Linked DNA regions of Mus musculus: all the other regions are linked to region 2. A link is a loop called in an ENCODE intact Hi-C map of the cell type or tissue named here. Cell type or tissue: left cerebral cortex. All regions are shown on one strand.

Region 1 (8,000 bases), 490 kb before region 2:
TTAACTAGCACTCTCATACATTTTCATTAACTGATTTCTAAGAGTAGACCTGAGTTATCTGTATTAGCCATTTATTTCATTCATTTGAGTTTTAAAGATTTTAAATTATCTCAAAATTTATCATGATGAAATATATGTGACAATTGCATTTCTGAATATGTTCAGTGCCTTATTATTATCACATAAGAATGGCAAATACATTTACATTAATTATAATTGTGGTGCATGAATGATTTAATAAATACTACTATTGCTTTATGGTTTTATATCCTTTAAATAATTAAAGAGTTTTTGTTATAATTGCTATTGGGAAATATTTTGTGACTTTACATTGATATATTTCCCTATTTTCAGAAGGGAACACGATACCATTGTTCAATGGCTATTACTCACAGTGGGCTCTTTCCCTGCACCAGTGAGAGAATCTAATGCTGACAGTGGCCATATTAAGGGTTATTCAGAACAATTATACACTGATGGAGGATAGCTAATTTTCACTCAAAACAAAATGAATTTCAAATTTGATTCAGATACATAGGTATTTCAATTCTTTTTCTTTGCCAAATTTTTATACTTACAACTTGTCATAAAACCACAGGAGTGTGAAAATGCTGAAATAATTCAAAATCATTATATCATCTGACACCGGGGATTGAGCCAGGCAAGCTTGGTAAAGCATTGTGCTTCCCAATCCCAGTTAGAACTGGACTTGGTGGAACAAAGCTGGACATGAATGCAAGACTGTTTTCTGTTTCGAAGAACACATGTAGTGTGAGTTATGGGCACATATTGCAACAATGACATTGTATTTTCATAGAAATATGCATACAGAGAAGCAGATGCTAGCGTATGACTTTATACTTTGAAGGGAAAGTAATCTGTCCTACTAGGGAGAAGTTTACACAGCTTTAAATGACCTTGGGAGGGGGGTGGGACTTGGCAGAGAGCAGACGCGATATGTGAAGGACTGAGCATGATGGTAACAAAAGTGCTTGTCTAGGAAGGAACTTGGCTGCATGCATCGATCACAGCAGCAACTGAACAATGAAAAGGACAAAAACTGTGTACTTTATCTGACTTTTGCTGGAGGAATTTACATAATCATATTGTAAGCCTAGTAAGAAATTCAATATACCCTTTTATCCAATTTATAAAAATAATCAAAAGTTGGTGTCTTATCGTTCCAGGCATGTTCCATATATACAAGCTAATCTCTATTACTTTAGTTTCACAAATAACTACATAAGACAACATTTTCAAGTTAAATATATATTAATTTATTCATCCATTGAATTGTTTGTGTATCTTTGTGTTTTTGTGCCCTTTCATGTATATGCACTTTTATGTACAATGCATATGTGGTTACACATGCCTATCAAGGTGAGATGGCAGGGAAGTGTGCATTTCATGTCTCAGAAGCCTTTCTATGAGGGAGAATCCCTGTTGGCCTGGATCTTGCTAGCATATTTGACTCCTTGGCCCAAGAGCACAGGAAGTATACCTGCCACTGAACCCCTCCTATCTGTGATTCTAAACATGGTACTCTATGTGGTTACACTTACTGTTATTTTCTAATCACTAGTTCTTAAGATGGCAAACACAATATTAGGGTTAGCTATGATGTTTTCTTAAATACTTTATATTTTTGCTCCTTTTTCCCATTGCTCCCCCACCCACCTGCCTACATCCTGATGATAGGCTTTTCATTTCCTTCATTCCACTGAAATGGTTCATGACACTCCTTTACTCTCCAAAATCTTTTTAGGGTTCCAGCATGAATCACTGACAGGACCCAGGGACTCTGCCACTAGCAAAGGGGCTGAGAGCAGTCGATGGCTAGAAGAGCATGGAGAGAAACTTTTCTTTGAGTTTGTGGGCACCTGCAGTTTGTCCGTGCCCATATACTTATAGAAAGCGCAAAGTGACCTGAGACAGTTATAGTTTTTAAAGGGGAAAGAGAGACGGGGAGGGAAGAAGGAAGGGAGGGCTCTATATCCTGTTCCATTGCTCAACATGAATGACCTATCCCTGGCACAACAATGTCATTGCTGCTGTTGTCACTATGAGTGTATAGTATTTATTTGAGTTAAATTTTACTGATATTTCCAGATCATTTTTACTGCTTAGAATTACTTTGTCTTTTCAGATAATTTGTGTATCTCTTTAGGAATGCTTTCTCTACCTCTATGAAGAATGTCTTTAGAGATTTGATGGTGATTAACTTCCTTCTGAAGACTACTTTTAGTAACAGTCAATTTTCATATTTTTTATTTCTGTTTGTCATGAGTGCTGAAGGTCCTACCATCTTTTGGTGGGTCTTTCTTAATGTTTTCATTATAAACATTTTTTTACCTCCTTGGTCGGTATTTCTAGGAACTTTATTATTTGAATGGGATATTTTTCTACATTTGCATATATGTGTGTGTGTGTGTGTGTGTGTTCCATCCATCCTACTGATTTTACTTAATGATTTTCACTTTCTATTTAATGCATTGACATCACTGGTCCATAGAAATACCTGTTACGCAGGATAATTTACCTCTTGTTAACAGACATGAGCTGAATGAGTCCAGGTTAACTTCATTTATGAAATAGCTTAATTCAGTCTTTCCTGTTGAATGGATGCCTTTCCCTAAATGTGCAGTTCCCTATACAGCAACTGGTGTACTTGTGCTTACTGTCTTACGAATCACAAAAACTTTGAAGTCCTCTGTTCCTTGATAACACAAAGAGATTTTATGATGTCATGGGATCCATTGATGATGGGACCAGGGAGTGGTATACATGGATTTAGTTTATACTCACCGTGGCTACAAGGTGACAAGAGACCACGAAACCCTGGCAAGGAATCCACCAATCAGGAGAAGCTACACTCTGACTGGTAGAAGAAAATGCACACATGCTAGCTGTTTTAGACCTAGGAGCCCAAAATTATTCTTTTATGAATGAAGATGCTTAAGACCTAGAAGTCATCAGTTCCACAGACATATTTATTGATTCCCATTGTTATTTTAATTTAATGTTGTTTGTAGCGCAATAGGTAGAATTTGAATTCAACTATGAACAGTATGAAAGGAAAACATGTTAGATTGTTGTACCAGCCAAATATTATTGTTGCCAATATATTTACACTTAATTATAAGACAGTTTCATTTTTCTCCTTCATATAATTATTAAAGAAATATCATAAAATGTGGCATTAGTAAAAAGATATATGATTTTGGTGTTGAGTCTCCATTTAAAAATTTAGCATCCCATCAGCATAGATCATGATAATGAAAAATCATTATTTTGCTTTATGCTTCTTGCTTAATAAGCACTAGAAAATGAGAACTGTGTCTACTGCACATTTGTGACTGTGTAGAATGCTGCTGAAATAAAGGCCTCCAACATTTCCAAAGTTGCAATTGAAAGATATGTTATCATACTCACTATTAATCATCACAAGTACCTGTCACGGAATGTGTTCAGAGGCCTTTACATCTGTAATCCATGAACAAGGCACGTGCAAAGTTGCACTCGGTAGCAAACCATACTTTTTAGCTTTTCAAAGAAAGAATAGAAAAATATATAGGGGATCTAGACACTAACATAACAGCATTCTGTGGAAGTTACTCTTATGGGTATCTCACTACTCTTTTAGGTTCATAACTAGACTTTAAGTCTTGATCAAGCAAGTGAGGAGTGGCTGGGGCACTATATGAAAACACACCTGTATACAGTCCACCAGCACTTGAATGTCTGAGGAACATAGCAATCTCTTCATCTGCCTGTGTGGAATTTTTGGTCAAGAATTCCAAACTGATAAAGCAAAAGGCGCCATCACATGATGATAAACATTATTTCAGTGAAGAAGATTAAGATTTCACACAGAATTTTTATTTTTTAGTTTTAATTTCCAAACTTTGACAGTGTACAGAGAAAATACAGGCTAAGTAGATTAATTAAAATGAGCATCCAGGCCTGTTAGTACTGACAAGAACCAGCAGAGGGAGATGAAGTGGGCAAGTGAGACAGGATCTAGGGAAATATCGAATTGAATAGACTGCCTTTAAGGACTACCTATGGGCTTTCCAATGACTGTACAGTGTTCTAAGGCTTGGGTTTGTGGGAACTGAAAAGAAATACCTTTTGTTATCTAGTGGGTGATGCCTTTAGAAGTAAATAGATCTTGTGCCCAGTTTCCAAACGAGAGATGTAACATCTGTGTTTATTACCATATTAAACAGAGTTTCAATAAGGCACTGCAAGTATTTGGGTCATATTTCACAATCATTAAACAATTAGTTCATTCCTGAAGAAAAACAGTTCACGTGCAAGTCAGTTTTTAAAGTTAGTAAAAAGGAAAGCTCCGCATGTGTTTGATGATTAATTGATTAAAATATGTAATTTCCACAAAATTCATTATAAACTAAAATAGCAAAATAAATTAGGCTTATTATTAGGATGTGCAATTAAAGTACTTTGTGTCAAACTTCATGATTTAATATTATTCATATATTATAGTACTGCTCATACATTGTTACATTGTCCATTGAGAAGTAAAGTTTATGTACCTTGACATATGTTAAGAATATGTTGGCCCAACACCCGCAAGGGCCCACACGGGACTCCCCACGGGATCCTAAGACCTCTGGTGAGTGGAACACAGCGCCTGCCTCAATCCAATCGCGCACGGAACCTGAGACTGCAGTACATAGGGAAGCAGGCTACCCGGGCCGGATCTGGGGCACAAGTCCCTTCCGCTCGACTCAAGCCCCGGGCTACCTTGCCAGCGGAGTCGCCTGACACCTGCAAGGGCCCACACAGGATTCCACACGAGATCCTAAGACCTCTAGTGAGTGGAACACAACTTCTGCCAGGAGTCTGGTTCGAACACCAGATATCTGGGTACCTGCCCTGCAAGAAGAGAGCTTGCCTGCAGAGAATACTCTGCCCACTGAAACTAAGGAGAGTGCTACCCTCCAGGTCTGCTTATAGAGGCTAACAGAGTCACCTGAAGAACAAGCTCTTAACAGTGACAACTAAAACAGCTAGCTTCAGAGAGTACCAGATGGCGAAAGGCAAACGTAAGAATCCTACTAACAGAAATCAAGACCACTCACCATCATCAGAACGCAGCACTCCCACCCCACCTAGTCCTGGGCACCCCAACACAACCGAAAATCTAGACCCAGATTTAAAAACATTTCTCATGATGATGATAGAGGACATCAAGAAGGACTTTCATAAGTCACTTAAAGAATTACAGGAGAGCACTGCTAAAGAGTTACAGGACCTTAAAGAAAAGCAGGAAAACACAGCCAAACAGGTAGAAATCATTAAAGAAAAACAGGAAAACACATCCAAACAGGTGATGGAAATGAACAAAACCATACTAGAACTAAAAGGGGAAGTAGACACAATAAAGAAAACCCAAAGCGAGACAATGCTGGAGATAGAAACCCTAGGAAAGAGATCTGGAACCATAGATGCGAGCATCAGCAACAGAATACAAGAAATGGAAGAGAGAATCTCAGGTGCAGAAGATTCCATAGAGAACATCGACACAAAAGTCAAAGAAAATACAAAATGCAAAAGGATCCTAACTCAAAACATCCAGGTAATGCAGGACACAATGAGAAGACCAAACCTACGGATAATAGGAATTGATGAGAATGAAGATTTTCAACTTAAAGGGCCAGCTAATATCTTCAACAAAATAATAGAAGAAAACTTCCCAAACATAAAAAAAGAGATGCCCATGATCATACAAGAAGCATACAGAACTCCAAATAGACTGGACCAGAAAAGAAATTCCTCCCGACACATAATAATCAGAATAACAAATGCACTAAATAAAGATAGAATATTAAAAGCAGTAAGGGAGAAAGGTCAAGTAATATATAAAGGAAGGCCTATCAGAATTACACCAGACTTTTCACCAGAGACTATGAAAGCCAGAAGAGCCTGGACAGATGTTATACAGACACTAAGAAAACACAATTGCCAGCCCAGGCTACTATACCCGGCCAAACTCTCAATTACCATAGATGGAGAAACCAAAGTATTCCACGACAAAAACAAATTCACACAATATCTTTCCACGAATCCAGCCCTTCAAAGGATAATAACAGAAAAGAAGCAATACAAGGAAGGAAATCACGCCCTAGAACAACCAAGAAAGTAATCATTCAACAAACCAAAAAGAAGACAGCCACAAGAACAGAATGCCAACTCTAACAACAAAAATAAAAGGAAGCAACAATTACTTTTCCTTAATATCTCTTAATATCAATGGACTCAATTCCCCAATAAAAAGACATAGACTAACAGACTGGCTACACAAACAGGACCCAACATTCTGCTGCTTACAGGAAACCCATCTCAGGGAAAAAGACAGACACTACCTCAGAGTGAAAGGCTGGAAAACAATTTTCGAAGCAAATGGACTGAAGAAACAAGCTGGAGTAGCCACTTTAATATCGGATAAAATCGACTTCCAACGCAAAGTTATCAAAAAAGACAAGGAGGGACACTTCATACTCATCAAAGGTAAAATCCTCCAAGAGGAACTCTCAATTCTGAATATCTACGCACCAAATGCAAGGGCAGCCACATTCATTAGAGACACTTTAGTAAAGCTCAAAGCATACATTGCACCTCACACAATAATAGTGGGAGACTTCAACACACCACTTTCTTCAAAGGACAGATCGTGGAAACAGAAACTAAACAGGGACACAGTGAAACTAACAGAAGTTATGAAACAAATGGACCTGACAGATATCTACAGAACATTTTATCCTAAAACAAAAGGATATACCTTCTTCTCAGTACCTCACGGGACCTTCTCCAAAATTGACCATATAATTGGTCACAAAACAGGCCTCAATAGATACAAAAATATTGAAATTGTCCCATGTATCCTATCAGACCACCATGGCTTAAGACTGATCTTCAATAACAACATAAATAATGGAAAGACAACATTCCCGTGGAAAATGAATAACACTCTTCACAATGATACCTTGGCCAAGAAGAAATTAAAGACTTTTTAGAGTTTAATGAAAATGAAGCCACAACGTACCCAAACCTATGGGACACAATGAAAGCATTTCTAAGAGGGAAACTCATAGCTCTGAGTGCCTCCAAGAAGAAACGGGAGACAGCACATACTAGCAGCTTGACAACACACCTAAAAGCCCTAGAAAAAAGGAAGCAAATTCACCCAAGAGGAGTAGACGGCAGGAAATAATCAAACTCAGGGGTGAAATCAACCAAATGGAAACAAGAAGAACTATTCAAAGAATTAACCAAACGAGGAGTTGGTTCTTTGAGAAAATCAACAAGATAGATAAACCCTTAGCTAGACTCACTAAAGGGCATAGGAACAAAATCCTAATTAACAAAATCAGAAATGAAAAGGGAGACATAACAACAGATCCTGAAGGAATCCTAAACACCATCAGATCCTTCTACAAAAGGCTATACTCAACAAAACTGGAAAACCTGGACGAAATGGACAAATTTCTGGACAGATACCAGGTACCAAAGTTGAATCAGGATCAAGTTGATCATCTAAACAGTCCCATATCACCTAAAGAAATAGAAGCAGTTATTAATAGTCTCCCAACCAAAAAAAGCCCAGGACCAGATGGGTTTAGTGCAGAGTTCTATCAGACCTTCAAAGAAGATCTAATTCCAGTTCTGCAAAAACGATTTCACAAAATAGAAGTAGAAGGTACTCTACCCAACTCATTTTATGAAGCCACTATTACTCTGATACCTAAACCAAAGAAAGACCCAACAAAGATAGAGAACTTCAGACCAATTTCTCTTATGAATATCGATGCAAAAATCCTCAATAAAATTCTCGCTAACCGAATCCAAGAACACATTAAAGCAATCATCCATCCTGACCAAGTAGGTTTTATTCCAGGGATGCAGGGATGGTTTAATATACGAAAATCCATCAATGTAATCCATTATATAAACAAACTCAAAGACAAAAACCACAT
Region 2 (8,000 bases):
ATTCTCTCATGTTTTCTATCCTAGTTTCTTCATCTTTACAAGTAAATAAATAAATACAGACACTAGTAAAGTTTTGTTCCTTTTTCCTACGTGTATTGCGAATGGCAGTCATTGGGTTGACAATCAGTGAATTAAGACGTGTGGACAGTCAGAGGCAGACTTCAGTACTCCTAAGTGTTGATTTCTTTCTACAGCCCCTAGCAACAGGGCAGCTACTGATCTTCTCAGCATTTGCTCAGTTGGATCCAAGTTCCTAGGGCACAATTAGAGGCAAGAGTCACTAAGGAAAAAATTGATTCGAAACTTAATAGAATTTCCTCCACCTGGCTGTGTGCTTTATAAATCCCCCTCTGGGTGTGTTTCCCTCCTCTATTGCTGTACCGACTCAAAATGAGAGGGGGCATGAAATACGCTCTGCACACCACCTCCAAAGGTACATTCCTTTGCCTATTTTTAGTGCTTAAAATATACCCTTTCCAGTGTATTTTAGGCTCTTGATTTTGTGAGTTGGTTCCCATCACAGGAAATGCATCCTCCAAATTATAGTCCAGTTCACCACTATCCACCGAACAGGCTGTCTGAATACAAACAGGCACCTAGCAATTTTCTGGAGTTGCTTAGGAGCGCCCAATGGCACTGGCTGGATAAGAAAGAGGGAGGGGGGCGGGGCTTGGTCTTCTTTCAGTGCTCTCTCCCCTTCCTTCTCCTATTAAGCCTTCACATTCATTCCTTCTCTACCAACTGCTTATTGTGGATTTTGAGAAGAAAAAAAAAAATTAAATGTCTCACGCTTGTCCACTGCTAATAGTGCAGAGATCCCACCTATTTCCAGTGTAAAGGAAAAGGACAGCAGAAACAGAAGCATGGGAGAAGCTGTTCGTCATCCTGGCTCTGTGGTAGCTGTGAAAATAAAGATTTAGCTATCACGGCCCTCTTACCTGCTGGAATTCTCCCGTCCGTGAGGAAGAGGTCACTGAATCCTTCTCCCAGGAGCCTGTCTATCGGAGAATCGCGCCCCAAATCATAATCGCTATCTCCTGCTTCGCTATCTCCACGGCCACTGTCTTTCAGGCTAAATTTATCCATGTCTTGAAGGGCATATCTAGAAAGATCAGTGAAAGAAACACACAGTTTTTTACTCTTCGGCATTTAAGTTCCCCGAGACTTAGCAGCTGACACCAGGGTAATTCATACCTATAGCTCCTGGAATATTTGTTTCCTCGAAAACTTGGCCGTGGCTGATATTGCCCCTGGTGAAGCATGGAGAGAAGCTGCGAGACCTGCTGGAAACCAAAGAGACAGAACTGACTTCTGGGGGAAACAGAAAAAAACACTCCTCACGCATTCACGTGCATTAAGGAAGAAAAGGGAATGCTAAGCTCACACTTTCTATCTGTCAGGGGTTTACTTATGCTAGACCATGAAGAGGGCACAGCCAGACACCAAACCCAGTTAAGATCCATTACAGAGAGATCTGGCTGCTCTCAAAACACAAGTGAGTTGTTCCTGCTTGAAAGACTTTTAAATAACTGCCTTCCTTTACAGTTTAGATAAAACTGTAAAAATAAATAAATAAAATAAAATAAAAACTCAGTAAAATACACTGTTAGTTCAGATAATGAGACAATGCCAGAAAGCCAGAAAACTGCACAAAGTTTTCCAAAGACAGCATGCAATTGGAGTGAGATTCTCAAGAGCCAGGGTGTTGATTTCTCAGGAGAAATTTTAACAATGAGAATAGCTGGGTCCCTTTAGGTTTTATTTTTTCCTGTCTCAGCATCTTACTCTGAGAAGTGCAGGGACTCTGATTAACAGCCCCGTGTGAGACATCACACCTAACACCCGCAAGTGAATTATTTATAAAAATAGAAATAAGCCAGACGGTGTACTTGAGATAGGTCCACCCTGTGGCTTGAGTTCTAGTGGAACTGCCTACTGTCATCTATCAACGACAACCTTAAAGGTGTGATGACTGTGCAGCCTCTGAGCATCAGCATCTGGCTTGACCAGGCCCTGTAGTGTCTGATCTTACCTCAACAGCAGGAGTGGCGTGGGTGAGTTCTAATGAAAAATTCTCTGGCACGTGGTTTGATGAGATGGTCACCAAACTGTTGAGTGACTGGTGACTGTTGTGACTCTGGCGGCTGCCCATTTGTCCCCTCTCCAAGGTTGGGGATGAAGATGGGGAGGATCTGTGGTGAGATCTGATGGGCAGAGTGCCATTGATGGTGGGTACCAGTGTGATGTCTCCTTTGTGAATCTGCCTGGATGGCCTTTTAGGATGATGCTGGTACGTGGATTCTGCCACCCTGCAGTTGTAGGATCTGGTGTCTTTCTTTTCTCTATTACACCTCGTTGCAAACAGGACCATAATAACCAGCAACACAGCACAAATTGCTCCCAAGGAAATAATTATGATCATGGACACATCCAAGGATGCGCGGCTGACAGAGGTCATGGCTGTGCTTGTCACAGATTCTGCATAGTCAAAGACCATGCACCTCAGAAGGACTTTGGTGTGCAGAGGAGGACTGCCCTTGTCCTGGATGATAACTGAGAGTGCCCATTCCGCAGAGGGAATGGATTCCATGCTGACGTTGGTATGAATGTCACATGACCTAGGGTCCATGATAAAGATGTTTTCCTCATTACCAGATACTATGGAGCAGCTGAATTCAGCATTGGCACCAGAGTCCCTGTCGACCACCCTTATTCTTGTGACATGAAAACCACTTTCAGCTCCTTTGGGGATGGATATTTCTGCAGTATTATTGTGCATTGCAGGCCCTATAACCACAGGGACATTGTCATTCTCATCAATGATGGTCAGCACAACGGTGGTGTTGCTGGAGAGTTGCTTCTGACTCCCTCCATCCCTGGCTTCCACCACAAAAGTGATCTGACTCACTTCTTCATGATCAAAGATCCTGAGGGCATAGATGGCGCCATTAGAGGGGTCAATGGTTACATACGTGGTGATGGAACTTCCCAAGACAAAACTCTCCAAAATGGTGTATGTCACATGTCCGTTTTCACCAAGATCTGGATCAGTGGCTGTAACTGTGGTGATATACGCCCCTGGTGAATTATTCTCTGAGATGACAAATTCATATCGGCTCCTCTGGAAGCGAGGTGGATTGTCATTTATGTCATTGATTTGAACAGTAAAATGTCTCACTGAGGAGAGGCTTGGTGTTCCCTTGTCCTCAGCAATCACAGTCAAACTATACTCAGATCTCTTTTCTCTATCCAGAGTGGCATTGGTCAAGATCAAGTAGTTATTTTCATATGTCTTCTGAAGTTTAAAATGTCCATGCCCATGAAGCTTACAGATTATTTCCCCATTCAGCCCAGAATCCTTGTCTTGAACCCTGACGATAGCAACGAATGTATCAATGGGATCCCCTTCAAAGACATAAGATACTTCTTCTTTTCCAGGGGACATGAGATTTATGCTAATTTCAGGTTTATTGTCATTGACATCCACAACCTTAATTATAATTTTGCAATGAGCAGGAATGGAATTGGGACCCAAATCTTGGGCTTGAACGTCTATCTCATAGGACTTGGTGATTTCATAATCCACTGGCTTGAAAAGAGTCAAGTGGCCTTTTTCTGAGTCGATCTTAAAAGTCTCTATAATTTTGGGAGACACATGACTGCTGAAAGAATACACAATTCTCCCATTAGCGCCCTCATCTGGATCGGTGGCATTTAGATCAAGGAGCAAGGTTCCAACTGGGGAGTTTTCTAAGAGTTGTATTGTGTAAGAAGGCTGCTCAAAGGCCGGGCTGTTGTCGTTGGAATCCGAAATGCTGATTTTCAGGATGGAGGAGCCAGACCTCTGAGGCACTCCCATGTCGGAGGCGGTGAGCTGAAGCTCGTAGCTAGCCTTCAGCTCCCGATCCAACTCTTTCACCACTATGAGTTCAGCGTACTTGGCCCCGTCTGTCCTGGTTCGCACTTCGATATTAAAATAATCATTAGCAGAGAGCGAGTAGGTGTGGAGGGAATTTTCCCCAACATCTGGGTCGAACGCACTGTCCAGGGGGATACGAGTCCCAACTGCTGCGCTCTCCGATATCTCAATGGGAATGACGGGTCTCGAGAATTGGGGGGAATTGTCATTAATGTCCAGCACGTCCACTTCAATGTGGAACAGCTGCAGATGCTCGGTCGGCAGAGTGAGCACATCAAACTCTATCGAACAGTTCAAGTTTTTTTGGCATAGTTGCTCGCGGTCAATTTTAGCCCCTATGCTGATTTCTCCGGTATTCTCATTTACGACCAGGAGAGGAGAATTCCCCCGTGGCATGGCTCGAAAACGAACAGCAGAAGGATTTGGTAGCTTCAATAAAACATCAGCCACATCTTCTGATAGTCTAGCAATTACCGATCCGACCCTCTGCTCCTCATAAATCCTGTATTTCAGATTCTTAGCCAGGACATCGTGGCTGAAAAACGCCATCAGAAGTGCAAGTGCAAATCTAAAGTGCATTTTAGTATTCATTTGGTGCATTGGTCAGTTGCTAGATTCCCTTCTCAGGGCGAGTTAGAAGAGCCCAGCAATCCCTTCAACTTCCTCCCAGCCACTCAGAGCTCTAAGCCACATCGGGTCTCAGAGTCTTGAAAGCGACTCTTAATCACACAGCAATTAAACAGCTCGCAAACTTCAGTTTTCATACACACCGTTTGGCGACTTCCAGATAGGAGCGTGAAGTCCCTTCCTGGTAGGGGTGGCCGCTGGTCCTCCTGGCTGGGAGCAGCGTGTCACCTCGGCCTGGCTCCCCGCGTGGACTCCGTCCCCATCTATTGCAGGGTGCTGGCGGAGTCTGCAGTCTGTGTTTCCCGGGCGATTCTTGATTTTCCCCCCTTTCCTTTTCTCTGCTCCGCTGCAGACTAAACACCGGTGATTGCTGACTCCAGTCTGAAAATCTCTACAACTTCACTTCAACTCAGACAAAGCTCTTTGCCTGGCGTGTGTTGAATCGCTTCCAGCCAATCAGCGAGCTTCCAAATCCGAAGCTGCTGGAGTCACCGGAGCGAGGGAGGGCGCGCGTGGAGGGTGGGAGCGGGAGGGTGGCGGGCGCGGGTTGGGGACCCGCTAGGGGCGCGGGAGCGCGGCCGGGGGTGGGGTTCAGCCCTCCCGCCCCTCCTCCATCTCCATCCACTTTCTCCAAGCGTGCCGCGACAAAGGGGAGACAAATTACAGCAGGAGAGCGGTGTGGGGGTGGGGAGACCGGGAGGGAAGGAAAAAGAAAGGAAGAAAAAAACTTTAAATCAACTTCTGGTCGCCTGTATTTATATATGGCACATTAAATAGTTCTTGTTTTCTTAATTGATCTTTTCTTCTGCTACAAACATGTAATCATCTTGCTTTTTTCAGGGTTCCTTAACTGCTGGTTTCACTTAAAATACCTCCAAGTGAATTTTGTCGGTGGAGGAATTTAATAAAATGGGGAAACTTGCTTCTAATTATGCACACACCCCCTCCCCCTCGGCGGGTCTTTTCTCCTCCAAGGAGCAGCAAGCCGATTTTCTTGGAGCTCTGTTTTAAAGAACAGCCCAAGTGGAGAGGTTTCATTTTCTGCTTTCTTTCATCTTTACTCTTTGAAGATAAGAAAGGGGCCTATCTTGCACTCCCGATTTCTCTTAATTAGCAAGATTTAAAGGAACACCTCAGAGTTTGGAACTAATTAGCAAAAAAATTCTACCTTATTTCAGCCCTTTCTTTAGCTTGAGCAAAATTGTTCCATATATATATATATATATATATATATATATATAGCCTTGCACTTAAAAAAATCCTATTTATTTTGGGCAAAATTGATAGCTTGGGTAAAATTGGTAGCCTTCGCCTAGCGAATTCTTCCAATAGAGTACTATCTACCCATAGTGAGTTTTCACAATGAGTTCTGAGGAGACATGGACTCAATAGTTTACAAGTCAAATTTTTATAATACATACATTATTTATGAAAACAGTTTCCAGATATGTATTTTAAAAACCCAAAGGTTGTTTACACTGAGAAATAAAATGCCTGAGCTGAAAATTGCATTTTGTGTGCATCAGAGTGCTGGAAATATCTCAGGAGGTTGGTGCTGTATCCAGGTCACGGGGTTGATATGGTATTCTTATTGGGAAATATGATTATTTATGATGCTCCTTCTGCTCTGCGGCTCCTTTTAAGTTTATCACTCTGGCTCCATTCTTGCTCACCCTCCCCACCCCCCCTTTGCATTATCCCTCAGCTGTCTTCAGCTACTTGCAAATTCTGTGCTTCACAGAATCTCCATGTAACTTATTTGACATTTATTTTTCTCCTATTTTGCCCCCCAGAAACACATTTTTTTAAAAAGTAATTTTCTGATTTTTCCACTTTGCTTACTCTCAGCAGAACTCAGCTATAGTCACAGAGAAGGTACTCCCCCAAGAAGAAACCAGAGAAGAGCCCCAATACAAACTCTCCTTCATTCTAAGCATTCAAAAACATTTTATGAGCCATTGTCTCACCCCCATTCCCACCCCCAGAAACCAGTGCTGTGTGTCAAATTGTGCAGACTAGGATGTCTGCTATGAATGTGTTTAGTGCTATGTCACTCTGATGAACACTCTGCCCCCCCAATAACACCATTTTACAAGTTTGCAACCCTTTCAAATTGCTGATCCCCAAACCCTATAGACAAACTCAGAAAACTACCATAAGCAACTGGGACTTTAGAAACTCACAGCCATCTGGCCTATGTCGCTAACAATCTGAGCCAATAATTATGTCAGTTCGGGCTTTAGAGAGCCTCTCTGTAAAAGCCAAAGGAACAAAAAAAGGAGTTAGTGACTATTCAAAATTAGGGAGAGAATTCCAAAGACATCTAAGTCTATCAGTTTGAGGACTTTCATCTGTGAATGTGATAAGCATACTGCCACAACGCATGCCTTGGCTTGGTCATCTTCATTTATGGGATGCGTCTTACATTTGCTTAGAGCACCATGCTTTAGCAAATCTTTCTCTTCCTCCAGGCAGTGTGCTTGCCCATAAATATTATGAAAATGACTTCATCTTCCAAGGTATTCACCATAAATTGACAGGTGAGATGTGGCCATTCAGAATGTGTTTCTGTGCTTATGACTCTAGCAATCTTGGAATCATCTCGCGGATGCTTGCAATCTCTTTACACTTAGAGCAGAGGCTAATGTCTTCCTGAGTGGTTTACATAGCTACTTGGTCTGGGATAGAATCTATGGGGACATGATACCTCACCCCTTTAATCTAAGCACTTGGGAGGCAAGTGGAACTCTATGAGTTCAAAGCCAGCTTCGTCTGCATTGCAAATCACCATTCAGTAAGAGCTATAAAAGGAAACAATAATATATCTCTTTTATATGTTTCATTAATTCTAACAATTATTTCTTACAACTACAAAGAAAGTACAAAAACACAAACAAACAAGCAAACAAACAAATTCCTATCTCTCAGACCACACCTGAGAGAGATGAGGGTTTTTTTTTTTATTATTATTTTTTAACCTGGTCTCTTGACCTTGGCCTGATACAACTTATTTCTTTAGACTTTCACAAATGTGGGAACAAGTACATGGCCTTCTCCAAGAACTTCTTAGGCAGCCAGTAGAAGAAAGCAAATAGCATATTCCTAAAAGTCCATCACCTTGATGTGGCAGCTTTTTTGATTAGGAAGAGGAGTGTTTTCATTGCTTGACTACTGTGCCCATGTAAGTGAGGTCAGATATGTGAACAAAGTGGTCCTGTGCCTCTGGATTTGAAGTTGACTGGGTCTAGTCTGTTGGGCATACTTTTTTCCATGATTCCCCTCCCCTCCCTCCCCTCCCTCCCCTCCCCTCCCCTCTCCTCCTCTCCCCTCCCCTCCCCTTCTCTCTCTCTCTCTCTCCCTCTCTCTCTCTCTCTCTCATTTATCCATCTACAGGCATAGGAAAATGGGTTCGTGTATGATGACATGTCTGTAGGTAAATGATGTGGTGGGTCGG
Region 3 (8,000 bases), 660 kb before region 2:
GATCCTGTCCCTTTCCCTGTGAGCTAAACTACTGTGAGAAGCTTGGCCATCGACCCATTTTTCTGTGATCTATGAGACTCACCCTTCCTGATTTCTGTATCTCCTTCTTTTGGATTCTGTCCAGATCCTAAATGTGCCTTTTTTTCCTGATACTTTGGGCTTCTATACTCTTTGATACTCTTCTATAAAGCCTCCATCTCCACCATAGGATTGCTTGTCCGTCATGCACATGTCTGAACTCCATGACAACTTACACAGAAGGATTTCTTTTTCTTCTCGCAACCTACTGGCCCTGTGCTTCTTCACTTTAAACTCTACTACAGTTGACCTACAGTTCCATTTGAGTCCATTCTTAAATAAATTAATGAGACAGGAACCCTAAGAGGGGATCTGAGTTTCCTCTGATTCAGATATATTTTCATTCTCCAGAATTATGACCATAATTTCAAAATTATGGAATTTTTGAAAGCCAGAAAAGAAGACAGGTAGGTAATGTAGCAGTAAAGAGAATAAGCAACAAGAAAGATAAGGAAATCTGGAGGGGACAGTAATAATTAGGTCTTTCTTTTCTTTTTTTAATGTTTTTGTAAAGGTCAAACATTTTTATATATATATATATATTTAATTTACTTTTATTAGATATTTTCTTTATATACATTTCAAATGCTATCCCGGAAGTTTCCTAACCCTCCCTCCGCCCTGCTCCCCTACCCATCCACTCCCACTGGCAAATACAGAAGTGGATGCTCACAGTCATCTATAAGATGGAACACAGAGCCCCCAATGGGGAAGCTAGAGAAAGCACCCAAGGAGCTGAAGGGGTTTACGACCCTGTAATTAGGTCTTTCTGACTATATGATAATATATCATTATATAAATACTTAAATTATTACCACAAGTCTTTAAAACATGCTGGATACCTACGACTTTAAAAGTATAAAAAAGAATTAGAGAAATCAAGTGAGAAGAAGATACATAGAGATCTCATACTATATTCAGAAATAATATATTTTAAAATTATTAGTTATAAATAGTGAATTATACCATTTCTCTGGCTAGCTGTATATACTATCTCCCATATACTCACCCTTTGTAGTGTGCTTTTAAGGAACTAAAATAATGTTTTAGAGACTATTTATAGAAGTTCAAAACTCCAATGAGGAAAATTCTCAGACTTCAGCCATCCTATCTCTGTACAAGGCTGTTTTTTACTTGATTAAAAATATAGCAGGAGGAGTTGAAGAGATAAGGTTTAAGAGTACATACTGCTCTTATAGAAAAATCTGAGTTTTATTCCTAACACCCAAGTTGGGTGGATCATAGCTCACTGTAAATCTCTCTCCTTGAAATTCCACAGGGTTTGATTTTGCAGAGTATTTGATCATAGTGTGAACCCCGAAATTGAGTAACTTATTGGAAGAACCCGTTTCTAGTTGTGGTGCTCCACTGCCTTAGCAGACACCTTTAATCCAAGAGATTTCTGTTTATTCTAAACAGGATTTTAAAAAGTCAACAATAGTTCAAGAGACAGGGCAAGCAAGCAGTTGACAGGGAGAGAATGTAGGAAAAAAACATAGAGAGTAAGAGAAGGTTGGGAGGAAGGATAGAGAGAAAAACAGAAAGTAGAAGGGAGGGACATTCAGTTTGAAGTGTTTTTGAGACTGAGTGGAGGAGTGCTTCCTTTTGGAGATAGATGCTATGGCAGAAGGTCAGTGGTGCTTTCTCTGCGGCTCTGAAACTAGCCGGCTTTCTCTTCAGTATCTGGCTCCTGAATCTTTATTGGCAAAATCGAACATCTGAGATTATTTTGTTAAAATAACAGTCTTCTGGACTCCCTAGGCACTTATAGTGATGTGTATACAGTTCTGCATAAACACACATGTGTTTTCTTTTGTAAGTAAAATGTAACATTAAAAAAAAAGTAAATAGACTTATACAAAGTACAAATTTCTGATGGAGAATTTTGGGGAATCTTCAAAACAGTGTTAACAGTAGTAGTAGTAGTAGAAGAAGAAGGAGTAGTAGCAGAAGTTATATTAAAATGGTACATATTTTGAGATTCCATATATATGAAACTCAGGTGACACACATGAGTATATGAGAACCTTGATTATAGAAATCTGTGACATATGAATCATCTGGCTAACATAAAATTCTTCTTGCTTTCTTTTTTTTTATTGCTGTTTCAATCAGCCATGTGTAAATCAGATGTAAGCTACTAATGTAAGATATTTGAGAATCTTTGCTGGGAAGGGGTGGCCAAGTCAGGAGTCATAAACTTAATGTGCCAACTTAAAATACAACAAATATCTGTCACTGCCTATGTTTTTCATTCTTTCATCCAGAAGATGCTAGAAGTGAATCTCATCATGAGGTCACTAGGTCTAAATTTGGCTTGTGATACTTTCTCTTTCATTCAGTTTACCATGCATGGCATGGGCATTGCCAAGTATATTAACTTACTATTGATTACTCTTTGCCATAACTAGCAGCCATTCTAGAAAGGCACACAATCTAATTAAATTTATGACATTTATTCCTCACAGGACTAAGAGCTAAGGGAGAAAGTTGACTGACCATTCCATTAATTTTTATTTTGATATTCAGAACTGATCTATCGTTTTGATTTGGTCTTTCTATATTGACATAGTTCTATTACAAATTTACAAATTCCTTTGTCATCATATATATACATACATATATATATGTATATATATATGTATATATATATATATCAAGACATTTTAAGTCAATAATTGATACTTTAATATTACTTAAAATTTCAAGTTCAGATTTATTCTTTAACCTGAAATGAATGGTAGGAGAATATCTTCACTAAAGAGACTGGACATTGCACAATACTGAAATTAGATTACGACAGTCATTTGACAAGTGTTTCATTACAATTTACTCTTGCAGTATTTAGGTACATTTTACAATAAAAATAACAAAATCCTAATTTCTACATAATTACTACTGTTGTCTTTATACTTATATTTATGTTTTATGTGCTTTTGGGTTTTTGTTTGTTTGGTTTGTTTCATCAAAAAGTAGTGAATTATGTAACACTGTAAACCATTTACTGTAATGGTAAATTTGATGTGTGTACTTGTGTGTGCTATGACACTCACTTAATGGTCAATCCCAATCTTAATATTGCTGTGAAGGCATCCTTTATTAATTAATTTTACTGTGGTAGGGATCAAACCCTGATCCTTTGTGGGCCTTGTATAAACAAATCTTCTACCCCTGAGCTACACACGTAGACCAAGTGTGCCTCTCAGAGGGGTAAACATGAAATAAGACATATTACCTCCTAACATGAGGATGCACTTAGTCTAATTGATTGAGGACTTTAAAAGGTACCTTAGCGCTTTGACTAGAGCCTCAGCATTAAGTATTCCCTGATGTCTTCATCCTTTCAGTCTCTCTGGAATATTCTGAACTTATGAACCCCATAACATCCATCATAAATTACTTCTTTTCAGCCTGCATTATGTCTTTCTGTACGTATATGCATGTATATGTCCACACATACACCTATATCCCCACACAATCCTACACACTTACATTATCTTTGTTTAGAGAACGTAATTACCAAGGACGAGTTCATGCATGTACACAAGTTGGTCAGACTGTGGTCATAGTGGTATTTAAGAAAGCATAATTGTTTAAATTATCTCTTTCATTGTAGCAGCAAATATTGGAAATTCATAACTTTATTGTACCAGGCACAAAATAGTACAAATGATACAAATATGGTTGTAACATATGCTTATAACATTGCAAAGGATACTCTATGGATTTTAGCGCATTTTCATATGATTATTAATGAACATTTAAAGGAGGCTGCAGCCACAGTCAAAGGTTTGAAAAGGAGAAATTAAATTTAAATTTAAAAAGAAGAATCTTAGTGTAACACCAGCTATATTTTAAACAAGACGTAATGTATGCCTTGGAAGAAGGTAAACCCCCACTCTATTTTTTTCAAGGTAAATATTCTGTACACATTGATAATTTATATTTTTGGCCTGAACAGCTGTTGTTTAATCATTGTTTTTGCAGTAGTGCAAATGCAAAACATATTTTACCTTAATTAACTCATTAAGAGGAAAATAGCCAAAAACATCAGGCTTCTGAGAACACTGATTCTAAGCACATCACCAGGAATAGAATAGTACCTTGTTCTCTTTACAGCTGTGTTATAGCTCCCCGAATAATTCAATTAAAGGACGGCACCGAAGCACAGCAATACATGCAGTTCTGCGATCCAGTCTCTAGAGGGCTCTGCACATCACTTTTTCAGTCAGCCTGATTGCAGCAAACTAAACCTAAAGCAGATAGATACTCTGCAGCCAGTAAATGCAGCAGCCACTGTGCAGGGAGCTCAGAGAAACCCTTCTTTAAAAATTTTGTCTCATTTGCATACGTGTTTTAAGAAGCAAAACGTAAGTGCTTAGGTAGAGCCAACAGATAAAGGAAATAAAAAGGTCCATTTTTTACGTGTACGTGGAAGATCTTTCCTTCCTCTGATTTTCTCTCTGTCTCTGACCAACACTATGTGTGCTACACTGTTTCCTACATGCATCTGGTATTTGTAATTCTGCCAGAATTATTTATGATAGACGATGTTTAATTCAAGACAACAAATATTTCATTGATTTTTTTTTTAAACATTTCAGGATGAAAAGACAGATAAATGCCAGTGCTGTCATTCAGAAGGAACTTGTCTGGAATGCAGGATACACGCTGATTCATAATCTCCCAGTGTTCAGCTCCCACGGGCATTCTCACATGTAATCAAGTTGCTATACATCCTGAGAATATGACTCACAGAAAAAAGTCATTCTTCACTCAGGCTTAAATCTTGATGCTGACAAAGAAAACACAACCTTGTCTGGGAGACTGCAGTATCTATGAGATTTAACTGAATATACATCAAAATGGATGCCCCTCTCCTACTCAGAATTCTCAGTGAAAACAAGTCATGCTCTATTGTGGAAATTTCAAACCAAATACTTCTCATGCTCAAATAGAGCAAACTAGATGTTGATCAGTTTTGGGCATATAGCCTCTCAGGCTAGGGCAAAGTTCTCACCAGGTTCTGTGCTACTTGGCAATGTACCACTAGATATTTATCATGGAGTTACTAATGTAGAATAATACAGAATCTGTGATTAAATATTCCTTTGGTTAGTAGAGCTAGAGTCTCTGATAAGCTATCTGCTAAGAATAGGACATATACCAACGTATGGAATTCTGTACACCTAGGTGGTTCGATACATCATTAATGTACCACGATAGTGATATAGTTATAGGTAAAGGAAAATGAGGAATATTCTTCAATGTTGAATGATTTTTTAAAGGATCAAAGCAGTCTATGCTCAAGCAGACTATGTCCAGACCCTTGAAACATATAGTCCAACATTCTTCATGCCAAACTGACCTAAAACCTTACAGAGGCATTACCATTAAGCAACCATGTTACCTAGTTTCAGGTCCTGAAGTAGAAGATGTCAAAGCTAAATGACTCAGTACATTGCTTTTCTGTTTGTTTGCTTTATTTTGTTTTGTTTTGCTTTTTTCTGTAGCAGGGGAATTTATCGTGATCACCTATGATCAATTAAGTAAAAATCTCTTTGGGTGTGAGTCTCTGCATCTCTTCCCATGGGCTTCTGGGTGGAGCCTTTCTTTGCTAGACCAAAAGTAGACTCAAGCTCAAATACATAATTTCTGGCGGAGGTTACCCATGATGCAGTTGCAGCAGTGCACTGCATCTGGACTTCACCAGTCACCATGAGCGACACTGCAGTCACTGATCCTCCAGTGCTGTAATATCCAAAGACAAGAACGCAGTGTCTCTATACGATTTTCTGATTGTAGCTGTTTAATTGTGGAAAACAAAGACAATATTTTTCAAACACTATTACTCCACATATAAATATCAGATTACCGTATGCTGTAATTGTGTGGTATCAGAATGTTTGATATTAAAATTTGGTGTTTGAGTTTCTGACTTAAGCGTCTTAAGAAAATTAAAATGGAATTTTGCCTTGGGATTAAGATAACATTTGCTATAATTTCTGAAGTCACCCTAATAACATAGCCACTTTTACCATGTATTTATAAGAATCAGCATTCTCAGAATTGACAGTTATGAAAGCAAAATATCAATCTATCCCAAAATATTGACAGCTCTCTAGAACCCAAAGTATCAAATAGTTACACAAAATTAACTTTCATTTAAAATTTAATAATTATGTCTATTACATGAATGTACAGATTGCTTTTACCAGAAGATTAAAGGGAGATAACAAATAATGGTTTATAATTACTTTTATGATTAGTCATGACTGTTAGTAAGGATCTCATTTATATGGCTTTTCTTTTTACAGGACTATGCACTCAAGATCACAGGAATTACTTTGCTAAAGGTATGAGAAGTGGAAGATGTTTGAGAAGCTCTGATCTATAAGAAGGGTACTTATGAGCTCATGGGGTGAGACTTCAACAAAAGCAAAACAACATCAACAATAAAACACCGTGAAAACCTATTAAAGGCATTGTGCACCCGGTGAACATTCTACAGAATGCCTGCCCTGGAGTCTGCTGTTACACGTGCCGTTGCATGGTTACAGGTAACTGCTAGATTGGCATTTCTTTTACATCTTTCTTTTATTAATCATCTAGAAATAATGCCTTTGAAACATAACATTTGTATGCCTCTCTTTAATTCAGTAGAATGCTTAAAGTAAGAAATTGAATTAAAGCTTCATGCTGTTTAGATATTGCTAAAACTATATAGAGTATATATCTTCACGGAATCTTTGATGCTGCAAAATGGCTATTTGATTTTCTTTAAGAAGATGAAAAAGATTGTGGGGAATACTGAGACAATAGGAAGGTAAGTTGCTATCTTTGTGTAATTGCTAATCTTTTTGGAATAAGAAATGTTGCATATTCACACTGTTGGGAACAAAGAGCAGAATGAATGAAGATAATACTGAGGTCTGTAAAAATTGGTTTATTAATTATTTTATGAAAGTTAAAAGTAAAATAATTTTAATTATCACATTATTTATTCACTTACCTCCCAATATCCTCCACCACTCCAACCAGGACCCTCTCAAATAGATCCTTTCCCCATTCCTCACTCCCCTTCTCTGAGAAGGGGGAACCCCTGCCTGGGTATCACCCCCACTATATATCTCAAATCACTATAGAATTAGGCACATCCTCTCTCAAAGAGGCCAGACAAGTTGCCAAGTCCGGGGAACTGGAACATAAGGCAGGGAACAGATTAATGAATAGTTCCAGGTCTAATTTTTGGGGGACCGTCATGAAGACCAAGCTTCACCTCTGCTATATATATGTGGGGACCTCTATCTAGCCCATTCTAGCTATTGAGTTAGTGGTTCAGTCTCTGAGAATCCCCAAGAATACAGGTTAGTTGACTTTGTTAGACTTCCTGTGAAGTCTCTGTCCTCTTTGGGTCCTTTATCCTTTCCCAACTTTTCCATAAGACTCCTCTAACTCCATCTAATGTTTGGCTGGGGATCTCTGCATCTCTTCTTATGGGCTGCTGGTAGAGCCTCTCAGAGGACAGTTATGCTAGGCCCCTGTCTGCAAGTGTAATGGACAATGATTAATTGTGTCAAGGTTTGGTTCTTTCACATGGGATGGGTCTCAATTTGAGCCAGTCATTGCCATTCCTTCTGACTTGCTCTACCCTTGTCCTTACACATCTTCTAGGAAGAACACATTTTGATTCTAAGGGTTTGTGGGTGGGGTGCTATCCTTATCTCTACTGGGAGTCCAGCCTGGCTACAGGAAGTAGCCACTTCAGCATCATATTCTTCACTGACAAAAGTTTTAGCTGGAGTCACCCCCGTAGCCACTCAGGGGCCTCACCTCTCATACCACCAATTGCAGTTCTCTGGCATGTCCTAGACATTGTCACCCCTGCCTACTTACAGTCTCCTTTCTCTTTTACCTGCTCT
Region 4 (8,000 bases), 540 kb after region 2:
CCACATAAATAAATAATGCATAATGATCAAATCAATTAAAATACATCTCTCTAAACATTTAAAAATCTTCTTTCATTCACACACATTAATCGTAATCAGGCACAGTTATAGGTCAGGTGTGATACCTAAATAAATATAGACCTATAATAGGTACTGATCTAATCAGATAAGTACACTTCTTTTCTTATTGCTTTGTGTTAGAAGCCATTAAAGCAAAGCTGCTCTCCTATAGTTCATCAGATCTAGAAAGCATAAATTCCAACGTATTTATGGGTACCTGTGTTGCATGTAGGACACTGAACTTACTGCTTTTCTTTTAGGTGTAGTATCTGTGGTCCTCCATCCCTCCCTCTACACATCTGTTAATCTGAGCCTCTAGTAATTATATAGATAGATATATAGATATATAGATATATAGATAGATAGATAGATAGATAGATAGATAGATAGAGTTTGATTTTAAAATATATATATAATTTAACCAAAGAAAATGTAATTTTCCTTCTACAGATATCCACAGAAGTCTCTGTTCCCATTATCTCTGAAATATAGAATAGTAAATAAATCATGTTAAAAGGTCATTACCATTGGAGTAAGTAGACAGGCATTCTCTACCTTGATAGAGATAGATAGATGAATAAAATTAATGATGCATAAAATCAAATTGGGGGAAAAGAGCAACTTTGTTGGGGACAATGGGTCATACAGGTGAGGGTTGTTTTTTTTTGGTCATATTTTTCCTGTCACAGCTAGAGAGAAGTATTTGAAATTTGGACCTCTAGGGAAGTGATTTTCTAAGGGTCTGAGTGGCCGATCGAACTGAAATCCACTAAATACGATATGACTGTGTAATAGTTTTCTTACCAAGATGCAGTGCTGAAGACAGATCTGTGAATTTCCAGGGCAAGCTCCGTGAAGGCTGCCAAACGTGCAAACACTGCCACTCTCCACAAGCCATGGAAGTCAAATCTGCTGCTGCCAGATGGGCAATGTAAGTCCCTTAAACCGACAACCAGCAGACCTCGTGGGATTTCTCAGGAAACAGAGTCAGCTGCCCTCTGGAGCAAGTCATGTGTGTGGGCCCTGAACGAGCTACAGCGGAAAGCACACAGCACACAGTGCATTTCAGCTGCTACCAGAGAGAAGGAACCTGTGGATAGAAGAGACTCTGAGGGTTCTGTTATCTCGTTTAAACTGACAGGTGTTTATGAGTTTGACTGGAAACACTATAAACAACAAGGAAAGGGTTCAGAAATTATTTTGTATGTTGATTTATAAGTGTGTGTGTGTGTGTGTGTGTGTGTGTGTGTGTGTGTGTGTGTGTGTGTGTGTGCGTGCGCGCGCGCGCGCGCGCGCACGCGCGCACTGGAGACCAGAGACCAGCTTGCAGGAATTGAATCTCCTCTTCTAACACGTGAATTCCAGGGATTAGACTCCAGGTCATCAGGCAGATTTGGTGACCTCTCCCCAGTGAGCCATCACACCCACCCTACACGGCCAGTTTTAATAGATGTTCTTTCAAATTCATCTCTATATCAAGTTCTGCTTAGCATGATGCTATTTACAGTACTCCCTTAACCAACTATAGTTAACATGAACTGTGCACATTCCAATCTGGAAGATGAGTTTCCAAAAATTAAAAACATCCATCATAGCAAAGGCCTTGGATCAAGTAGATCATTCACTATAAAGGATGTTCTAAATCAAACTTCTATTTTGGGCAATTGTATCCCGTGCTTTTCTGCCGACTTATTTCTATACCAAGGCATTCCTCAGTCGGTCGGTGCCGGAGTCTTGTCAGTCTTGGCGCTTACCCTGGAGCCTGGTTACATTTTCCCACACTTGTCTGAATTTCTTTGTTTCATAATCCCTGTTGCCCAAGCTGGGTGTCTGCTGTTAATTTCCTGAGGACCATATAGAACGTTGCCTAAATGAGAGGCATCGGGGCCTAGGATGTAGGCGACTCCTTTAATTGATCAGATAAACACGGGCCATTTAGTTTTGCCTTAAATCAGACTTCAAAGCACCACGCTGTACATTCGCTTCATTTTGGCAGACAGCAGAAAGCCTGAAACTCTTCAGGAGGTGGGAAAGCTACGGAAATTAGGCATCTGACCAAGATCGAGGATGAAAAGTAAACAGCCCATTTTAATGTCTCCTTTGAACTGAAAAGCAATAGGGCTCGTGAGGACATTGGAAGATAGGAAAGAGACAATGTTCAAGACCATGAACGCGAGTCCATTTGACAGCAGAGGATGTGGGTCTTAGGGCCACCAGAACATTGGTCAGTCCTCATTAAAGCCTCATCAGCCCTATCAAGATGAAACACAGATTCCAGAGTCCCCTCCCTTTTGCCCATCTCCACACTTTAGCCCATGGTAGGGACACTTGCCTGGGAGGATTTATGCATGCCCTTCTGAACTTCTAACAGAGCCTCTCCTTTGAGTAACCATTTAAAAGAAGATTAAATTCAATTAGGCTGTATCTTTTCCTCATGACAGGCTGACTTCAAAGAACACTTTATACACTTTTCTACCCCATTGGCGTCCGAGTGCTGGTGGGCAGACACAGGGCACCTTCACACTCGGGAAGAAAGGATGGCACTATTTTTACACTCATTTACTCCCTGTATTTTAAGAATGGCCGGCACATGACAGGATACCCACCAGCACTACAGCCATGCTCAGAGACCAGCAAGGCTTGGGACCATTTGGAAGTGAAACCAGAACCCCTGCACCCAGCCCACCCGCCTGCCCTTGCTTTAGGGCCTAGAGCTGCCTTGAGCACTCTCTAAAGCTTAGTGGGCAGTGGGTTTTCCTCTGATTTTCTGAGTTCGTCAGTAATAAATTGAGAGCACTGAGTACTAGCTTGCATATGGAAATTTTATTTTAATCTGAAACTGGGGAATGGTTTAATTAATGATCTTATGAGTCCAATTGGCTCTTTGGTTAAATTACATTTTTATTGAGAATTCCATACATTTTGATCTACTCTATCCCTAATCCCTCTCCTCCAGGCCCCCCCCTTACCCACCCACCAGTTTTTCCTCCTAACTTGCCACACTTTGTTTTAAATCACCCTGGGTCCACTTAGTACTGCCTGTATGTGTGTGCATGGGTGGAGGAAGTGCTGCTGGAATCGGGACAACCTCTCTAGCATCATATTCCTGAAGATAACTGACTCTGGCTCTGCCAAACACCAGCAATTGCCAATAGCTCTTCAGCTACGAGTGGACTTCATGAATTATCCACAGTCCATGCTGGGGTTCTAGCTGACTTGCTCTTATGCCAGTCTTAAGCAGTCACTACCAGGCCACTCTGAGTCCCTTTGTGCAAGGACCACGTCACATCCTGCTGTTGGCTGTAGATGTCCACTACCCTGGAGCGTGTTGTCTCTCTGTCCCTTCGTCGGTGGTGATCTCTGAGCCTTGGGTGGGAGAAGGGGGCCGTGAATAGGTAATAGAGGAGTGATAGAGATATCCCACTTGGATTTGAGTTCTCTCCTGTTCTCTGCAAGTTGACCAGCTGTGAGGTCTCTGTGTTAAGCATGATCTTCTAAAAAAAAAAAAAAAAAAAAAGTAAGAACTTAGGAACAGTTACCTATCATGTCCATTTAACAAAGTAACAATAGTAGATGATCTATATATTTATAAATAATATTGTGTGCAATACTTACTAAGAATTTTGCTTCTTCAAAAGAAAGTCAATATCCCCCGCATATGAAGGGAAAGAAGAACCCAAACCAGCCCTGGGGAATTAGATCCGGTAGGAAATAATCAGATTGCGATTAGCCCTTTTCTTTTTATTCATGGACTGTTTGTGAGAAAGAAATATGGTCGGGAAAGTAGACATTTAAGAAGGAAAAAGAGAAACACTTAAAAAGGAAAACGCAGGCATTTGCAGCTGGAAGCTTGGAACGAAAGACCGACTCCTCTCACAGAAACAAAGACGTGCACCTGCCTCTCACCACCTTCTTTCTCTCAGCTGCTCAGATGCACAGGCCGTTGTGGGTTTTTTATCTTTCCGTAATTGCGTTGCTGCTTCAGCCAGGACGCTGTGGCATTTGGCCAAGGTTTCCCTGCATGGTTGCATTTTCTACAGAGATAAAGAAGGAAGAAGAACAGTGTTTAAAGCAACCCCTTCTTCATGGTGGTGTATGGTAGGGAGAACCGTGCTCCTGGTGCCCCAGCGAGTTGCCCACTGCCCTCCACCTCCCCGGCTTCCGCACTCAAAGGACAAGGGGGAAGCAAAGAGCTGTTAGTGATTTTTCAGTTTTTGTTTCTTCGTTGGCATAAGAGTGCATGGTAGTCCAGTTTGCTTGTTTCATTTTTCAGTGGTTTGATGGTTGCGCAGTCACCTAACAAAAGAAGCAACCAAGGGCTGAAGGAATCAAAGAAAGGAAGGGCCGGCTGGCCTGGCCTTTCTCTTTGGCTGGAAACTGCTTGAAGTTAATTGCTCACATAAGAAGAATAACTGCCGGTGCTATAATTGAATTTTTATGGAAATAAACAGGTGGCAGATTTACTATAGCTGTGGGGATGGTGGGGGGTGAGACGCTGTAGCTAACATTAACCTGTTTAATTTAATAGCCTGGATACTCATACAGGGGGGAAAGCAATGCAGCTCATGGAGTCAGTTGGATGCCAAATGTAAATAACTACAGTTACCCAAGCATGCCCATGTGGTTGAGCAAGAAAGGGCACTGGGCCAGCTTTGACTTAATTTCTGAATGTGTTAATTAACCTACTAGAAGTATGAAAACTCTTAACTCATGAAGAACCAACCTCCCCCCCCCCCAAAAAAAAAAGATCAGGATAAAGAAACACGAAAAAAAGAGAAAAATAGGATGACAATTGACAAAGACTCTGCTGACATGAATAGCAAGACCTAAGTTCTTGCTTTGTGGGGACTTGCATTACTGAAGGAGACTGCGCTGGGAGATGAGTGAAAAGCTAGCTCTGCGCTATGCTGCCCCCAAGTGGTCTAGTTTGGGAAATGCATATTTTTATTCTGAGGGAAAAAAATGTGTGTCTGCTTTTGACTTATTTATGGTCTTGATGTGTACTTTTAAGCCAATCAATAAAAAGTGGTTGTATTTAAACTTTCGAAGACTTTATTTCAACAAGAAACCAACATGTTAAACTCTCTGTACCTGTATTTTATTCATTTTTTTCTTTAAGAATGAAAGTGCATTTTAATGAAAATGAAGTCTCCTATGAAACAAAACCAGTCACCACGGGATATATCAGGAGACGGAATCCACTGTCACCTTCCCCCCGGATCCTGGTGGAATAAATTCCCAGGTGAGGCAGTTAGCAAAGCAATTTTCCCGTACTGAAGATTACACACAGAAAAGTAGACATGAGGCTGAAGTGGAGATTGTCAACGTGAAAAACAAGAAATAATTTGCATGTTATTTGACTCACCTGATTGAATACCTGAGATTTTAGGAGGCAGGGGACTCATCCTAGCACAATTGAGTTTGGGTTGTTTGGAGATTTGTGAGATGTTCTGTTTGTTTTGTTTTGATTACCATAAATTGAGCTATTAAATGAAAACTCCTGAACTGTGTTCTCCTTTCTTTTTTTTTTAATTCGTTTTTTTTAATTAGGTATTTTCTTCATTTACATTTCAAATGCTATCCCAAAAGTCCCCCAGACCCTCCCCCACCCACCCACTCCCCTACCCACCCACTCCCACTTCTTGGCCCTAGTGTCCCCCTGTACTGAGGCATATAAAGTTTGAAAGACCAAGGGGCCTCTCTTCCCAATGATCTAATGGCCTTGTTTCGTCTTTAAGCCCATTATGTTCTGCGAATATTTTCTACATGTGTCTTTCCTAAAGAACGTTGGCTGACCCACTGCAGCCGGCTGATCTATCAACTGCCTTTGCTCTGCATCACAAGATTTATTTCTGTGTAGAGACTGCAATAACTTATTAATGTACCTGGTAAACCCATTTATGGACCAGTAACTCCACATTCATTTCATCATTTAACATCCCCACCCTCCACTCTTACATGAAAGATTGCTCAACATCCTCACAGAAACTTTCACGTTCCTTAAATACAGGACCAAGAACATTGGTTCTCGTTTTTTATTTAATAGATGATAGATAGATGATATAAATACATACATGGATACATAGATAGATACATAGATAGGCACACAGATAGATGATAGATGGATGTGGATAGATAGATAATGATGATGTTAATGATCATGATGATAGATACATACACACATGATAGATGACAGATTAAAAGAGAAGTGATATATGTATAATAGGTAGATGATAGAAAATAGATATGTAGATGAGTAGATGCATGATAGATGATATAGTTTAGATAGAAAATGATAGATGACTGATCATATGTAGATAGCTAATAGATGATAAATTATAGATGGTATATAAACACAGATTATAGATAGATAATAGAGAGATTGTAGATATATCTTGCTGAGCAAGTTAACAAATGCAGGCACACTACTTTACTTTTTCCATTGCTTCTTGCCGACAACCATCAATCAATCTGTGACCACCAGGTAATCTGTACTCCATCCATCCCCCCTCCTATATATCCCGCAGCCCTCCCTGTCCCTGAACCCCTACAATGAACTCTCACTTGGAGTACTGCCACATTTGTTATCTTATCTTGCCACTCTCCTGTCACACGCCCACTGCAGCCAGTGAAACCCTTAAACATCTAACCACAGCTCCTTGCTTCTACCGTGAACCTGACTCTCATTGTTCTAAAGCTCGGGCAGCTGCCACATGAACTTTGATCTTGGTGGATAATGAGTATGAGTTTGTTGAATGAACACCTGGGGGATCTGCTTTATAATGTTCAGTATTTCCTGCATCCTCCTAGCTCCTTCGGATTCTTTTATCATCTAGTGTTTGATTGTTTACTGTGGAGCAGCAAGTCAAATCCAGGGCTTCCCGTGTGTTAGGCAAGTGTTTCCCTCTAGAGCTCTACCCCAACACTAAAAGCCTGAAAACTCTCTACATGGTGGAAATAGAAAAATGAGACAAATCAGCAACTCAGCATCTTGTGAGCTCAAAGCAACAGCTTTTGTTTTAGATTCACCTGTAGGTGTGATTTGCTTTCGATTCAGGCCTTTAGAATATGGAAATAGTTCTCATCATAATAGCCTGCTCCATGGCCCAGGGACCCAGATGACAACTTTACCAATTGCTTAAGAGACCCATTTCAGTCCTAAAGGCAGAAAAAATTTGCAGCACTCAACTATCTAGAAACCAACGAAGATCCAAATTTAATTGATAACCTAAAGTACAATTTGTTGTTCAGTAAAGACAGTGGCCTTTCTCGGGGCTCCTGGAATCAGAGTAGCTCAGCATCAGGCACCCCAAATCTGGGATCATTTCCCTTCCTGGAATCATGTTTGTTGTATGTATTTTCATGATCTAGAGTCTTTTGGTTCCTTTACATTTTGTTAGCATTCTGTCGTATTCCGTTCACACAGAGATCAGCACTTCCATGAAATGTCTGAGTAGCCAGATCTAGGACATATTTTAGGTACATGACCTGAAATGTAAGCAGTCTATTTTGGTCACAAAGTCAAAACAATAACACTTGGTACTTGAACATGTTTATGTGAATGTTGACCCCTGGAAGACATTACCCTTAGGATGTGATATCTCTGCGTACGATGCTTGCCTGATCACTTGTATAAAGGAACGTCAGCTCTTTAGAATGCTTGCTCCACAAGGACAGCATGTCACATCCATTGTGCATAAATCCTGAGCAAAGAATAGGCTGGCCACATTAAAGGCTATTTATCTGCAATGCTACTAAACAGCCAGAGATCCCTTGCTGAAGGCGGGGAGGAAGATTGACTGCACACACGGTGCTCTCACTGCTGAGTCCATCATCAAAGAATTCTTCTTATGGGTTGGAACTCACATCTGAAAATTGACTGTGAGTGCTCAGCCCTCTGTTATAGTGACCTAGGTAAGACCTATGCTTCCCACGCGTGA

Evidence for each region. Hi-C counts contacts between places; a loop is a spot of excess contacts. Peaks named below come from ENCODE experiments on the same cell type or tissue, not always from the same donor. Only the 100,000 strongest peaks of a DNase experiment are listed, where the experiment ranks them.
Region 1: a loop joins it to region 2, with 3 times the contacts of the local background. A loop is called at or near these places in 2 of 42 quality-filtered maps.
Region 3: a loop joins it to region 2, with 4 times the contacts of the local background. A loop is called at or near these places in 4 of 42 quality-filtered maps.
Region 4: it touches region 2 in a loop (5-fold over the local background); 3 of 42 quality-filtered maps call a loop at or near these places.

Annotation. Positions count from the first base shown.
Region 1 is chr3:49,262,258-49,270,257 of GRCm38, forward strand. No RefSeq gene overlaps it. Among named protein-coding and RNA genes, the nearest start is that of Gm20557, 78 kb to the right of the region's middle. In left cerebral cortex, a CTCF peak has its summit at 3,974 (motif pointing right); a DNase peak (open chromatin) is centred at 3,984.
Region 2 is chr3:49,752,346-49,760,345 of GRCm38, forward strand. It overlaps Pcdh18 (protocadherin 18), which reads right to left and starts at 4,971. Exons shown (of 4, transcript NM_130448.3): 1 at 2,033-4,971; 2 at 1,195-1,280; 3 at 939-1,102. The coding sequence starts at 4,519. In left cerebral cortex, CTCF peaks have their summits at 3,698 (motif pointing left) and 5,180; DNase peaks (open chromatin) are centred at 567, 1,030, 1,180, 3,749 and 2 more places; H3K4me3 peaks cover 3,498 bases; H3K27ac peaks cover 1,597 bases.
Region 3 is chr3:49,089,718-49,097,717 of GRCm38, forward strand. It overlaps Gm31415 (a long non-coding RNA gene), which reads left to right. Exons shown (of 3, transcript XR_867196.2): 3 at 6,396-6,638. Among named protein-coding and RNA genes, the nearest start is that of Gm31415, 31 kb to the left of the region's middle. In left cerebral cortex, a CTCF peak has its summit at 4,278; DNase peaks (open chromatin) are centred at 4,329 and 4,779; H3K4me3 peaks cover 456 bases.
Region 4 is chr3:50,296,159-50,304,158 of GRCm38, forward strand. No RefSeq gene overlaps it. Among named protein-coding and RNA genes, the nearest start is that of Slc7a11, 140 kb to the right of the region's middle. In left cerebral cortex, a CTCF peak has its summit at 4,981 (motif pointing left); DNase peaks (open chromatin) are centred at 4,101 and 4,962.